2 separate regions of the Mus musculus genome follow, and region 2 is linked to region 1. Evidence: chromatin loops called from intact Hi-C (ENCODE). Cell type or tissue: heart. All regions are shown on one strand.

The links. Hi-C counts contacts between places; a loop is a spot of excess contacts. Peaks named below come from ENCODE experiments on the same cell type or tissue, not always from the same donor. Only the 100,000 strongest peaks of a DNase experiment are listed, where the experiment ranks them.
Region 2: a loop joins it to region 1, with 2.8 times the contacts of the local background. A loop is called at or near these places in 13 of 42 quality-filtered maps.

The regions. Positions count from the first base shown.
Region 1 is chr6:5,106,382-5,114,381 of GRCm38, forward strand. Ppp1r9a (protein phosphatase 1, regulatory subunit 9A) reads left to right here. Exons shown (of 16, transcript NM_001363809.1): 8 at 4,619-4,672; 9 at 7,220-7,449. Among named protein-coding and RNA genes, the nearest start is that of Gm46949, 44 kb to the right of the region's middle. In heart, a CTCF peak has its summit at 4,221; a DNase peak (open chromatin) is centred at 4,220; H3K4me3 peaks cover 775 bases; H3K27ac peaks cover 3,228 bases.
Region 2 is chr6:4,743,166-4,751,165 of GRCm38, forward strand. Sgce (sarcoglycan, epsilon) reads right to left here and starts at 4,039. Exons shown (of 11, transcript NM_011360.3): 1 at 3,815-4,039. The coding sequence starts at 3,923. It overlaps Peg10 (paternally expressed 10), which reads left to right and starts at 4,141. Exons shown (of 2, transcript NM_130877.2): 1 at 4,141-4,413. In heart, CTCF peaks have their summits at 4,001 and 6,307; DNase peaks (open chromatin) are centred at 3,996, 5,146 and 6,106; H3K4me3 peaks cover 4,421 bases; H3K27ac peaks cover 4,242 bases.

The sequences.
Region 1 (8,000 bases):
GGACACATGGTAATAACTGTACCCATGGACCCATGGTGATAACTGTACCCATGGACACATGGTGATAACTGTACCCATGGACACATGGTGATAACTGTACCCATGGACACATGGTGATAACTGTACCCATGAACACATGGTGATAACTGCACCCATGGACACATGGTGATAACTGCACCCATGGACACATGGTGATAACTGCACCCATGGACACATGGATTTGCTTATTTTGTCTTCAGTACTTTGAAGTCTCAAAGTGAGACACGTAATTTCAGCAAGTGTGTCATCTGTAATCACAAATCTGAAGATCCCCGTTTCATTCCAAGAACTGTGAGGAGAAAGCAGAGCTCGCTGGGCATGGTGAGCAGTGCAACTCTCTCCCGTTCCCTTTGCTCTGAGATCTACAGCTCCATGTGTGAAGCAGATCAGCACCCTCCTGACTTCCTTTCTGGCTCTGACAGCTGCCTCTGAGCAAATGTGAGATGCCAGGGAAGGGAGAGGCGCTGCCCTGAGGTCTCAGTGTGGCAGGAAAGTAGAAGCTGTCCACCTTTTGCACTGGCTGGAAAGGTTCTCCACCCACTAAGGGCGGTGCCAGAATGTGTCCTACCATCAAATGAAGCCTGGAGCTCACTGCCTGGTCAATCCCTACCGCTCCTTTCCAGGCACTTTATCTCACTTGGCACTTTACATTGAGATAGACTTCTCTCTCCTTTTTTCATTGAGCTGTGTTTGTTTTGATTTTCTTTTGCTTGTGTGTGAGTGTATATGTGCTGTATACACACATGTATGCGCAGATGCACATGCTTGTGTGTGAGTGTATGTGTGCTGTATACACACATGTATGCGCAGATGCACATGCTTGTGTGTGAGTGTATGTGTGCTGTATACACACATGTATGCGCAGATGCACATGCTTGTGTGTGAGTGTATGTGTGCTGTATACACACATGTATGCACAGATGCACATGCTTACAAGCCAGAGGACATCCAGTGTTCTGCTCTGTCTGTTACCCACCCCCACCCCAGCCATTCCCTTGAGACGGGGTCTCTCACTAACCCTGAAGCTGAGTCAACAGCACATCACAAGGATCCTGTCTCATGTCCTCCTCTGCCAGAGCCCTGGGGCCACAGGGAGCCCGCCACTGAGCATGGCCCGGTGTTTTGTTTTGTTTTGTTTTTTTTTTTTTTGCGGGGGGAGGGGGGGTCTTTTCTATTTTTTCCAATTTTTATTAGGTATTTTCTTCATTTACATTTCAAATGCTATCCCAAAAGTCCCCCATACCCTCCCCCCCCACCCTGCTCCCCTACCCACCCACTCCCACTTCTTGGCCCTGGCGTTCCCCTGTACTGAGGCATATAAAGTTTGCAGGACCAATGGGCCTCTCTTTGCAGTGATGGCCGACTAGGCCATCTTTTGATACATATGCAGCTAGAGTCAAGAGCTCCGGGGTACTGGTTAGTTCATAATGTTGTTCCGCCTATAGGGTTGCAGATCCCTTTAGCTCCTTGGATACTTTCTCTAGCTCCTCCATTGGGAGCCCTGTGATCCATCCAATAGCTGACTGTGAGCATCCACTTCTGTGTTTGCCAGGCCCCGGCCTAGCCTCACAAGAGACAGCTATATCGGGTCCTTTCAGCAAAATCTTGCTGGCGTATTGCAATAGTGTCTGTGCTTGGTGACTAATTATGCTCAGTGTTTTTAATGTGGGTGCTGGAGATCCAGGCTCAGGTCCTTACAGGCTAGCAACAAATCCTCTGACCCACGCAGACATCTTCCTAGCCACTAAATAGCTTGAGCTCCTGTCCCTGTGAACAGTTTGGCTTGGCTTGGCTTTTTGTTTGTTGGGTTTTTTGTTTGTTTGTTTGTTCGTTTTGTTTTTTAGTTTCTGCCCTTCGGATTGAAAGTTGTTCTGACTGACTTCCTGGGTGGGAAGTAGAGAAGAGAGAGGCTGAGTCAGAGTGGATCCTCTCTTTACAGGGCTGAGGTATCCCCACCACAGCTTTGGTAGCCAGAACTGCTAGTACCAGCGAAAACAAATCTGCTTTTGTTGTTAGGGGAAGCCAAAGTCTAAAAACTGTGTGATTTAAGTCTGTGAAAAATAAACTCGAGACTAAATAAAGCCATCTATGTGGAAGGTTCACTGACAAGGGGAGCTGTGAGTTGTTACCTCTTTAGCAGTAAGCAGATGCTTATTTTTAAAGGAGCTGTAATCACAGTCTGAGAGATGTAACCAACACGTTGCTCATTAATAACCACATTCTGAGAATCCAAGCAGCCTTGTTAGAGGTTTGCCCTGCGCTCAGTTCACCACCCTGGTGGGGACCTTCTGACCAGGTTGAGTTACGACTCCACCAGCTAATTGCAGCTTGTTTTGCATATGTAGTTCCCTGAAATAAAACCCACTTTTGTTGGAAAAAAAAAAAAAAACAACCAAAACCAAAGCACCATCTATTAAGCTTAGAAAAAGATGGCAAAGATTTGCCACTGCTACATTTTAATAACATCATATATCTTCAAAAACACCTCCAGCTCCATTAGCTCCCTGCAGACAAAACAGGCCTCAGTCCAGTGCATAAACGATAGAAAAAAGTCTACACAGTGCAGAAACCGTTTCTCAGAGTTGTGTGTGAATTCCAGGCAGGCTGCCCTGGTGCCACGAGAGCCGATAATGTTGCTCTTATCTGATAGAAAATGTCTGGTTCTAGAGCACTCTTAAAACTCCCCTGCAAAGATAATATTTTTCACTTCCAAAATATTTTCCACGCCTGCACAGGCTAAGTGGAGTGCTGCAGGTGATGCTGACGAGGCTTCTGCCTGCCCCTTTCTGGTAGTCACACGTAGACATTTTGATTCAGTTACAGTTAGTCGTGTGCGTGTGCGTGTGCGTGTGTGTGTGTGTGTGTGTGTGTGTGTGTGTGTGCGCGCGCGCGTTCTTACTGAAAGCTATAAACAGAGCCCACACTCAGATTAGTTTAAACAACAGAGTAGATATTTTTGTTAGTAATGGATGGGAAAAAAATCATCCAGGCATATGAATTTGCTTTATTCTCTAAGAATATAATACCTCTGGAAAATAATTCCTTGTGGTTGTATATACATTTCCATGTTGTATATTAAAGAATATTCTTTTGTGGCTTTATTCTTGAGTGGCAGGTTATCATGGCTGTTTATTTGAGAGAGGTGTGTGGGGGGGTGTTATCTTTACAGCATCTTGCCTAGAGCCCCTCAGTAGATGCTTATAAAGTTCATCTTTAATTTTTTAGAGAAATGGCACAAGATCAGAACCTAGATATCCAAGATCTAATCCAGTTCTAGTGTTGGTTTTTTTTGTACAGTTAGGTTGATCATTTGCTCTGAGCCTCAGTTTCCCCACATCGCTGTACTCACTAAGGGATCAGGATTTCTGGTGAGCACAAAAGACCTCTGCCAGTATTTTTCACTGAGAAAGCTTGGTGTAGTTTCCTTGCCTGGCACACTCACACTTTGGGTATCTGCTAATGGCATCTGAGTGAGACGGACCACTAAGATTGTGGCATAAAACCAAGAAACCCAGATTCGGTACAGTCCTAACTCCGAAGTACTTTGGACAAAAAAAAAAGGGGGGGGGGTGAGATGGTGGGATGTGGTCTTCAGTAACTTTGTGGCAAACCAATTTAGGATTCAGCATAACCAAAAGAAACAGTGCCACCTGCATCACTTAGTGGCTGTGCTCAGCTGCAGAGCAGAAAATGTTCATGGGCTTGGCTGCAAAGTGTCTCCCTCCCCAGACCCTCCACTGGGCTGTTTGGACCTATAAAACCGGGAGAATTGGGAATTTCAAAAACATCCTTCCCATCAAAAACATCCAGAGAACAAATTGTGAACCTGTAAACTGTTTTCCCTAAATTCAAGGGTGTTTAGCCCTTAAAGAAATGAATGACCCCTAGAAGGAAAACAGTCGTGGTCGGGGAGGGAGTGGGGGCGGGGGAGTAAAGCAAACAAATGGCAAAGACCACTATTGTGTTGTAAAGAAAATGCTTTGGGGCTTGGAGTCTTTATACAGGTAGATCTTTTGGAAGGCAGAATTTTGAATCTGTACCTTTCCTGCGGTTAAAAAGGAACACAAACGGAAAACAAACCGGAGATTTCTGTGCCACTGCGTCCCACTCCTTCCTCTGCTGCAGAGCTGCTCTGCGGAATGTGAGAGCGACTCACAGAGCCACAGCGCCACCTTTCTGCACGATGTGGGAATGACTCTTCACACTGTGCGAGGCCTGTTGACTGGCTGGCTCAAGCCATTCTGTGGGCGAGCCTCAGGAAGGAAACAGCTCCTGGACGCTCAGATCGTAAAGGCAGAGCAGCAGAGGCCAAGAAATGAGTTTTCTTTTCTTTGGCCCCTTAGCAATTAAACTGGTAACTTAATCGGATATTAGGGACCGTGAGTCATAAACCCTATGTTTAATTAGTTTGCACCCACTGAGTCATTTTACATGCTAGACATTTGTAATTACAACCTGCTGCAATGCAGCAGGGTCCTGAGCATTTTTTTAATTGTGTCATAAGATATTCTTCTCGCTGCTGAGTCTTTAAAAATATAGAAACACTCTTAGTTGAGATGTTTTTCTTTTCAATTTTCAGTTGCAAATCAAACATGCAGTTACAGAAGCAGAGATTCAAAAATTGAAGACCAAGGTAAGCACCGCTCCGTGGTGTTTGAATTGTACTCTTTAAACTTCAGATACTCTGGGAGTAATGGATTTGCTCCCGTGCACTTGAGAGCATATTTCCATGAGATGGTCATTTCCAACATTAAGTACATCGATGGACCTGTCTTGAGACTGAGCATAACCGCACATAACCAGAGAAGGCCACAGGGCACTTGGTGTTTTAAGTAGATTTAAACTGTTTAGTCTCTCTGAAATTTCATTAAAAATAATATTTTTAATGGCTCAAGCATCTGTGTATTAATTTCTAAAATATAAGCTGGTATAGCAAATCTCCTTTCTGTCATTTACCTTATAATAATTTCAGCTAATTTACTGGAAGCAATGTATTGTTTTAATGTGGAACATTAATTTCTTTTTAGGAAAAACTTCCCATGTCTAAGAAGTAAAGTTATAAGCTCATTCTATGCATTGTGTAATTAATTTAGATTCAGCTGCTACTGGAAATCTTGAGATATACTCACTTCACATTATTTAAATTTGTTGAAGAGAAAAATATTAATAAAAGAAAATATTTTTAATCTCTATGAAATAGTGAGACATCAAAGGAAACTGTAAAATTCTTGTACAAGATACAGTTCTAGCTATTGTTGTTCATTTCTATCAAATGTATGTTTTCAGAGACTTAAAAATATCTTCAGTTGCTTTCAAACGATGCTGTATTGTTTCCATAGTCTTTTTAAAATTACAAAATAATTATTGCCTACGTCGAGTGATCTGTTTTCTGATTCACAGTGAATACATGCTTTGGGTTTTCCATGTGTTTTAAATGGAGATGAGTTAGCTGGTTAAATGGAGATGAGTTAGCTGGTTAAATGGAGATGAGTTAGCTGGTTAAGTGGAGATGAGTTAGCTGGCTACTTTGGTTAAGTGGCATTCCTGACTAATACGCTCTGGAGCTCTCTAGTCAAAGCTTATTTCAGCATCATTCATGGTGTCCGCGGCGCACCGTGAATTTTAAGTTTAAAGCTAGCAGGGCTGGTACCTAAACAACTGCTATAAAGCATTCATTAAAGATGCTGTAAAAAACCAAGCCCTTTTTATCTGAAAACTGTTTTTTGACTTTAAAAAGCAGATCTTATAAACTGTTGGTTACAAATAGGGAAAAGAGCCCCTGTGTTTATAAATGCTCCCATAGACAGGCTTAGGCATTTATTTATGAAGAATTAATTTAGAAAAGTCTACAAATTACTATTTTATATTTTCCTTTTAGGTTGGTATATGATAACACTTGAAAACATGTGATTATTATCAATGTTATATAGATTTCTTCACTTCAGTGTTTGGGACTAATCTTTACTTTGTAACCTCTTGTCCACATGTATTTAGTAAAATACTTTTCACAAAACTATTCTTGTGACATAGAAATGTGTACATTTGTGTGAATGTGTATCTCCATTTGTTCAATGCTCTATAGAATGGGGATGTCATTTGAACCTTGATAGCTTTGTACGTAGAAAGGGTAGACAGAGTAGCAAGGTGAAGAGAACGTGGTTGTCAGGGCAATTTAAACCCTCATCTGAAACTCAGTGTCATGAGTTCTGTATTAAGAGCAGCGCTGGACCGGCTTCCTCTTTCCTGGACTCTATAACCAAGAGGCCCAGAAAAAAAAACTGCACTCTGTGTTTCTAAGAACTTCCAGAGACAGAAACTACACAGAGCTGTCTTTTTGATCCGTTGGAGGGATTTAAATTAACAGGACAACTATTAATGCCTTTATTTTTTCCCTGTCTTTTATACATAGTATAAAGTAAGGTTTGAAAAGCTGTAGATGTATTTAACACTCCCTGTGATATACTGAGTGACAGAATGTGTTCATGTCAGTTGAAATCAACAACCTAGAAACATCCCCCAAAGGGTTAAAAGCACAGTAACAGGAGCTGACTCTCTCAAATGGTTAGGGTGCCCACGAGGTGTTGCAAGGATGCAGAGTGGTGAGAGCACAGGTGCCCTCTGACTCTAAGGGCACCTGAGTCACCACCCGAGACACAGGTGGTAACTCTTAGAAGCCTGAACCTCGTGCCCACGTGTTGAGGAGAACAACCCATAAGCTAAGTCCCTTCCTCACCATTAGTGCCTTTGCTTCTGCTCCTTTCCCACCCCCGCTCCCTTCTTAATTAATCATCAACTTCCTGTCCTACTCTTTATTTAACGTGCTTTCAAACAACGTGTGTCAACATTTAGTGGACCTAATCAGTGATGCGCTAGACACCATTTCCTGCTTGCAGTATTTCAAACGGCATGCTAGCAAAGAGAGTTCATGGGAGTTCATGTCAGATTTGTGTTTGGTCTTTTATCAGATGGGTAACCTTGAGCAAATCATTTCTCTTTTCAAGCCTTCCGTTTTATCCTCTATGGATATGGAAAGAACAGTTGCTCTTCTCATCTTGAGCTGTTTTGATGACTGACTGATTGTATATAACAATAGGGTTTTATCTTAAAAAGCTAATAGTGTGGAGAGATGGTGCTACAGACATGCCCAAATTATTTTTGCCTTGACATTTGTTTTCTCCAGCTTCAAGCAGCCGAAAATGAGAAAGTAAGGTGGGAACTAGAAAAGAACCAACTGCAACAGAATATAGAAGAGAATAAAGAACGGATGCTGAAGTTGGAGAGCTACTGGATCGAGGCTCAGACATTATGTCATACGGTGAATGAGCATCTCAAAGAGACTCAGAGCCAGTACCAAGCCCTGGAAAAGAAATACAACAAAGCAAAGAAGCTGATCAAAGACTTCCAGCAAAAGTAAGTGCTCATAGTGAGCTAAGGGCAGCACAGGCACAGGGAGAGGAAGGCTTGTCCCCGGGTGTTTACACTAGTCAGAGGGGGCAGAAGGACAGGCCGGGCTGTCCCTGTCAGATCACAGCCATGGTGGATTAAGGGAGTAACTTTTCTCATGGGAACATTCTGGGTGTTGCTGTTTGACTCCGCCTGAGTGTCTGATAGCATTGAGACTTGTTGGTTCTTTTGGAAAGCATCTCTATGATTTAGGAGCCAGGAGTGCGGCTGAGCTTAGTCAGGATGCTTGGCTGACAGTTGGGCATGCTACATGCAGAAAAGGCTGGATGGGCCTCGTCTGTGTTCTTAAAATCAGTTTCCACAGACCTCGCCTCTACAGGCAGTGTGGACACTGACTTACAAGGCCTCCACACGAGCTGCGTTTCTCAGTACGACTGTCAGGGCCCCAGGTCACCACACTAAGGCAGACCCTTGCCATGCCCTGCTGTGAAATTTCAGTAGCTCTTTTCTGAGCTGTGCATCTTCCTCTCCTCCTCCTGGGTTTGACGTTACTGAGC
Region 2 (8,000 bases), 360 kb before region 1:
CATATGGAAAACAGGGGATAGGAACCAAAAACAGAGCAAAGTACAAAGGTTCCCTTCTAGCCCAAGTACAGAACAGACAAACCCAACCCGTGTCATCTGATTAGATGGGGTCCTTTTTCACACTGAGACTCTGAAATAAAATAAATAATAAACAGGATGTATATTTAGATGTTTAGAATAGAGACTATGAAAATGTAAAGATGAAAAAAAAAAAAGATCAGGTAGGATAGACTGTGTGGACAAACAGGACAAATAGAAAAGAAACGGAGTGTGGACTAATTGTGGAGGGAAAGAAGCATCATGTGTAAGCACTGTGCTTATCAGATCCACAAACAATCTGAGTATTTAACTTGAAACATTTTTAAAAACCCAGCATGTCTTTGCTGCTTTAGCCTTTTCTTTAAGGGTGATTTTCATCCATGGGAAACTAGTGTTTGAAGCTGAACTCGGGCTATCTGTCACACTCAGGTTATCTCTAGCCCGTTTTTATGGTGTGTTCATTGCCGTCTGTAAAGTCTGTGAGACAAGTGAAAATTCCAGCTGGCTGAGAGACATAATTTACTCCACAAATGAAGTTATGCTATATATACACAAGATAAACCAATAGCTGCTAGATTTATGGCAAGCTGTTATAATAACAGATTAAAAAAAAAAAAACCCAATTCAAACCTTAGTTACTCTTTCAAAAGTGAAATCTTTATCTTGTTTAGAAATGATTTACTCCTAGTACCCTAGAAGCTAAGCCAACTACAGGCAGAAAATAAGCACATTCATATCCATATCAATATCAATTTCTCATTAAAAAAGGATAAAATGCCCAAATAGGTAGTCTATTATTTGTCTTGTGAAATCTCTACCTTAGCTTTGAACTATAAACCTTCTTACTCCTCTAGAACTTATCCTAAATATAAGAGATAAATCAACAGCTTCATAGATACGGGGCAAATTGCCACAAAATAGGTAAAATGTATAAACAGAAGATGTGCGATGTCAAAATCCTGCTTAGTGTTAATACAGAGTTCTGTCACTCCACTCTGAACTAAAAATGGTGGTAAAGCAAGAGATGATAGCTCCTGAGCACTCTTCAAAAATGGATAAAATGTTCCAATACAAAGAGCAGCTAGTTACCTAGTGAAGTGAACGATGCATAGTAACACGGCGTAGCTTCACTCACCCTTGTGAAAAGCCGGCACAAAATAATCCACACGGGGGAAAAAAATCTTAAAAGTCACCTGGATAGTAAATACCATAAGTGCTTAAGATCTTATCTATCAATCTATCAGTATTAGGACATATTGGTATTTAATGTTAGTTAAATGCTCAAGTGTCAATTAATTTTGTCTATTCACTTAAATATTGTTTGTTCTTTCAGCTAGCAAGAAAGTTTTACCTAAACAGCTGCTATTGCCTTTTCCCTAGGAGAACTATAATTTGAATAAAGTTAAAAAAAAAAAAGGTGTATCAAGCATTAAAAAGCATCAAGGATATTGATCAGAATTATATCTCCATGTGATAATCCTGAGGCGGGGAGCCACGGCTCAGCTCGTTGGTTTGAAATACTTAGGTGTTGTTGCTGTTCATATACCTCAATCAGGAAATATTAATTTAATGTTGCTTATTTTTAAAGAAAATTGTAAAATTAGTATTATTTGATGCTCAAAATCCACTACTTGGAAAGAAAACAGGGGAAGAAATTAATTTGATTCAATATTTAATTTTGAGAAAAAAAAGTATATACAACCCTATAAAAACCCATATTCTTTAGATCCCTCTGTAAGCATAGAGGGAAGTCTGGAAGGGCAAACCGCACTTTGCCGACACCAGAGCAAGCCAAGGATGTCACAGGTGATCTTGGTTGCCTTAGTAAGGTACCTTCTGGAACTTGGACCATGAGAGAGAATTACTATTATTACACAAGTACCAACAAAGCCATATCTATTTTTTAGGCCGTCAATCAATCAAAAAATAAAAATACTGGCTAACATTTTGAAATGAAAAAGTCAAATAAATTTAAGCTCTGAAAGATGGGTGATTTTTAAAACTTGAATTTTCCTTACTTTTTAGATCCATGTTTTCTGTAAGTGTCAGTTTTTTAAAAGTGAACTCTTAAAAAGCTCTCAGTGAACAGCTTGGTGAATTAACTTTGAGGGTGAAAGAAATTGCTCGTAAGCATATGAGAGTCCCGCAGTCACCGGAACAGGGACTGTTAAATAAACATTGTTTTAAAATCCTGGAATCAGTCTGTCTTGCAGAAAAGGATAAACACTTTTAAATTAAAAGTAATGATTATGTTCGCCCAATTTCCTAGATAAATGTCCTTTGCTCTTGGAAATCTGCACTTATTTATTTCTGGAGGTCAACATTTAATTTCTAATAAGTAGATTCCCAGGAAATGAATGAGTTTTGCTTAGTGCTAAAAAGCTTAATGCTTTGTACAGCGCAGGGTCCTGTCGTTCACAATGGGTCAAAGTCTTGTTTTTCCTTTAAGGAAAAAAAATGCTGCAGAAGTATTGCTGAAATATGCTCAGTTTTAGTCTTTAAAAAACAAATATGTTTCATCTGTGATTTATAAATCTAACTCAGTTGTAGACAATTTGATTTTCCTTTTAACCTTAACTTTTTTGACAAAGATTAGCAACAGATTGTTAATTTTCTCAGCACCTAAGACTTTGAGCAGCTTAGGTGGGAATCCGAATTAAGGTTTTATTTAACATCCTTTCCCAGTCAGTATTTGAATGCCTTGTTCCTTTGCAAATTTCTCTAACAAAACAACAACAACAAACAAACAAACAAAAAAAATTTACAGGTTTATGTTTCAAGCCAAGGAAATGCTTGGAGCTGAGTCTCGGTGACCTGTTTCAAAGGTTTGAACCTACAGTTACTGCTCCCCAAAACATTCATTCACCCACAAGATTTAGAAACATAAAACGGCGCGGGGTGGGGGGGGAAGCTGAGGTCTCCGTGTAAACCTCACAAAGTCCGTAGCTGAAGGCTTCCAAAGCCCGCCAAGAACATTGGAAGCATCCACAGCTGTTTTCAATTGTTCTTGCTTTCCCTTCGTAACGTATTTAGTAGGGCAATGGGTGCTGTTTGCAGCATCTCTGGCCCCCAGCCATGGTTGACCCTGACCTGCACACCGCCGTTTGGCTCCCAGAATTTCATGATCCTGCTTCCGTGTTCGGTAAAACCTAAGGAAAAATCAGGTTCGCGCCACCAGGAAATATGCTTTAAAAAAAAAAAAAAAAAAAAAGCGCGCGGGGGGGGGGGGGCTTCGATCTTTTAAATGTCACATTTTGGTGGTCTTTTTCTCTCTCAACCAGATCCCAGAAAATGAGAAAAGATGTACATCTTTGTGTAAGAGAGAAAGCAGCTGGCCAGACATGTCCTTTGGTTCACATCTAGGCCAGGGAGTCTCAATTGTGGGATAAAACCCCCATCCCCACCCCGAGGGGCAACGACCCCCCAAGTCTGTTTCAGGGATCAGAAGATGTCCACCACTAGGCTGGGGGGGCGAGGAGGGGCGCCCTTCTTAATGGAAACTGGAGCTGAATTCCTGCCCTGCTGGACAGGGAGGGGCCGTGGGGGTGCAGAGAGAAAGAGAAGGCCAGGGGTCAAGCCTGGGGAGGGACCCACTTGGCCCAAAAGGTGGGCTGCAGGGTGTCCTGAAAGAGGGGTGCTGTGAGGGGGAGGCATTGGGCATAGAGCGGGACTAGCACCCTTTGGGCACGCCCTGGTACCCCGGAACCCGAGTGGGGGAGTGTGAGGCGGCGGCCTGTGGGCCCCTGAACCTCCATGTCGCGCGCAGGCCACTAACCTGTCAGTAAGAATGTGCCAGTGGTCGCGGGGCTCATCTTGAGTGTCCCCCGACCCTTTCCCGTCCAAGCACAAGGGTCTCCCAGCTCCCACCACCAGAATAATAGCATTCTTGGCCTGCCTAAGCCAACCGTCCTCGATCCTCCCCTCCCCTCCCTTTCTTTTTTTCCTCCCAGCTTGGCCAGTTCAGCATCGCGCACCCCCCCTTCCTGAGCCCATGCTGCCCCTAGCGGCGGGCCAAAGCAGTGCATGCCGCGCCCCCACCCCATCCCCCAAGGCGCCCGCCCACGCGCCCCCCTCCGCCCCCGCTGCTCGCGAAGCACGCTGGGATTTGGCGCCCCCCCTCCTAGGATCTCTCTATATAAGGCAAGCAGTCCGGACTCCCGATACACGCGTTTCCAACTTGAGTTGGTGTGTGTCGAAGAATCCTGACCAACTACGACCTGGGGAGAGCAGCCAACCGAGAAGGTCCACCGAGCCTCGCCTAGGTCTGCTGCGCGGGCTGCGGTCCGGAGCCTTCTCCGGACCGCGGTCACCCAGTGGACCGGGCCGTCGCGGGACCCCTCATCCTTCGTGGCATCGCAGAGGAATCCTCGTGTGGTGAGTATGGTTAGGATTTTTTTTTTTTTTTTAACTCCAAGAAAACGGTCACACGCAATCCCCGTTTTACATCGGGAGCTGCGGGAGATAAAAGTAGCGCCCCCCAAAATATCTCCTCGCAAATTTTGTCAAGCCTTCAGTGGCCAGATCCTGAGACGAGAGCGTGGAAAGCAAGTCTTCACGGCTTCGGGTCCGCGAATTCGGTTTCCACGACTCGCGTCCAGAAATGGTCGGTAGACACATGAGCTGCGGACAGCGATGAGCTGCAGACGCACATGAGCTACTGACCGAATTGTGATGAGCTCCCCAAATACGCTGCAAAGTGACTGGCTCTGCACTCTTAAGTGCCGCGCTACGAACGGATTGCACTGCAGACGGCCGCGTCTTGCGCTGTGATAAACTAACGGGCGCTTCATGCGCTACAAAATCCTAATAGGCGCTTCATGCGCTACAAAATACTCATAGGCGCTTCATGCGCTACAAAATACTCATAGGCGCTTCATGCGCTACAAAATACTCATAGGCGCTTCATGCGCTACAAAATACTCATAGGCACTTCACACGCTACGAACTGATGGGCGCTTCATGCGCTTCGCTGTACTAATGGGCGCTTCATGTGCTACGATGTACTAATGAGCGCTTAATGCGCTTCGCTGTACTAATGGGCGCGCCATGCGCTTCACTGTACTAATGGGCGCTTCATGCGCTTCAGCGTACGAACGAGCAAATGAAACGGGCGAACAGGCGAACCTGTGAACGGGGCGAACGGGGCGCTTCATGCGCCACAAACCAGCCCGAACTACGGTGATACCCAAAACCGATTCGTGTTTCACGTATTCAATTTGGAAAGCTGCAGGAGAGTAACCAAACGCAAAAGCGCAACAAGAGTGAATTTAGAAAATGCGCTACAAACTGCGGCACAGGCATAAGACCTGCAGCCTCTTAAGTGACACAGAAAGTAGCGTTGGGAAGACGAGAGAACGTATCTCTCCTTGGTGAGGGGACAACACAGTTCACCTTTCGGGTCAAAACTGGCTCCGTTTTCCTGTCGGACGGCTATCTGCATGATGGTGGTGGTGCTGGTGGTAAACAAAATGGAGCCCTGGGAGGCCAAAATTGGTTTTAACATTCTGCCCACGTAACTCCTGCTTATGGCAGTGGAGTGGAGGGGTGCTGGATTTTGGAGATGGCGGAATGGCCTGCCTTGTCTAGTGGTGATTGATTGAGGTGACGGTGACGGTGCACTGGACTTGGGGACACGAATGGGTGTCCAGCAACAGTTTGTGGAAACTGTCCGGTTTTCTGGGTGGGCACGAAGCCAAGGTGGGAGGTGGGAGATGATGGGAGGTGGGAGATGATGGGAGGTGGGAGATGATGGGACGGTGGGAGGTGGGGGATTCACTCTTGCTGCACGGAAGGGATCTGGTGGTTGGGAGCTGGTGGGAGGGGTCTGGGGAGGTAGGGGGGCGGGGGGAGGCATGCAGTCATTCTGCAGCCCTGTTGTAGCCAGTCTCAGACCTGCCCCGCCCATCTAGCCTTGCCTCATCTGCAGAGAGGCCGCGCGCCTCGCCTGTCGCGCGCTTTTCCAGAACATGCTTCCACAGGCCCAACCTCCCAAGTGCTGACGCCTTAGAGCCAGCCTACCTGGTCCCCACCCCCAAGGCCCGCCTCCTCTGAGGTGGCCTGCCTAGCCCCCGCCCCCAAGGCCCCGCCTCTCTTACTGTTCAGCTCCTCCCAGAGCTCCTCCAAGGTGGCCCAGAGCCCCGCCTTCCCCCAGCCTGCTTGCGCCTGCGCAATGCGGGCTGCAACCCCTCCCTTCAGGTTTGCCTCCAGTGCGCATGTGCGCCTCTGCCTGTCTGAGCCTGGCTGCACAGCCCCGCCTCCCTGCGGTTTCTCTGTTGCGCGGTTTTATTTTTTGTCCACAGGTGTCTAGTAAATAGAAGAATAATAAGAATAATTAACAACAATAATAATAAGTATACCTAACATGCATAAGCACTTTTAATAAGTGCATTGCATTATTAAATAAAAAGATCCCACAATTAAAACTCCTGATAGTGGGGGATATGGGAACTTTTAAAAAGGCCTAACTGATGCCTTGAAGCAATGAAGGCAATTACTTATTTTAAATTAAAAATTAAATTTAAAAATATTTTCATATTTAATTATTTGATCAAGACACCATTGGACTTCCTGGAATTAAATGCTTTGGAAAATACAAAGCCAGAGGTGACTAGCACTGTGTTTCTTAGGAGTTTTCAGGGGCTTTAGTGTCATGGCTTGGCTTCTGAGAGAGATGTTTGTTAGAATAGAAAAGGTTTGTCATTGTTGTTGTTGTTGTTTTTGTTATTTCTTAAACATTCTAGGTGATTAGCCCTGGCTGACCTGCCTACATATAGTAAAGTGTGCTTGGCACATAGTAAGGATTTATTAAATGTGTGTTAAATGGCCAGAATAAATTAATTATTCATTGTCTTGCTGCGGGACTTCAAGTTTTTTGAAATTTTGTTCCTTTTTCTTAAGGAGCTTTGCTGTCCTGAGTTGAGTTGCTGGCCCTTTTGAAAACACATTTAAAAGTTTCTTTTTAAAAAAGTATGGTTTTGAACTTCAGTATTGTAAGCTGTAATTATAATATGAACCAACTAAATTATATTCCAAATAACTAGCTTTTTTCATAAAAAGCTAATTATTTGTTATCCCAAGTAATTAGCTTTTTTCATAAAAAGCTAATTATTTGGTGTCCCAAGTAATTAGCTTTTTTCATAAAAAGCTAATTTAAATTTGGGGCAAGTGGGTTATTAATGCTACATATTGACATTTCAAATTCATGTGATATAACAGGGTGGTTACATTGCAGGACAGAAATGGTTACAACTGGCTTAATTAAACATCTGTGTAATTTACAGAGAAGCCAAATAGAAATGTTTCTAAATTAATGAAGAAATTAAAAAAAAAAAATCTGGTTCCATATTATTTACTATGAGCCAGAGTTTTGTTAAAGAGAGAAATAGGGGGCTTTTGCTCCCCCAATCTCCTGCCTTCCTAGTGCCCCTCCCTAGTGTATAACTATCTGTGGGAAATATATGCTTATAATTACAGCTTGAAATGCATGCTTTGCTTTGGGAATTTTATCTGCATATTAAAGAGATTCAAAACATTGGAAAATATATGCAAATTACATTTCACAGATAATTCACATAATATTAAGAAAATGAGATATATAAAATTTCAAAGCAACTAAAAGTTCCTTAATGGTGTTTCATTTCATAATGAGACATTTACATATGATTTACTGTTGTTGCTCTTTGTGTTGGGGGAATTAAAAATACTTTGAAGAAGTCATTGTAAAGGGTTAATAATTAATCAGATGTATTTATTTATTTATTCTTAACTGATTAAAACTTAATGATCATATATGAAGATGGTCCTCTCTCAAGCAGCTGGCTTATACAGTGTGAACTTTCAGTTCTCAGGAATGAGATCTCAGCAGCCTCATCCCCACACCCAGTCCAGCCCTTTAAGAGGGGTTTTGAGGAGCCCCAATTTTTAAATCAAATTAAAATGAAGGCAAAGTGCTCCTTGCCTGT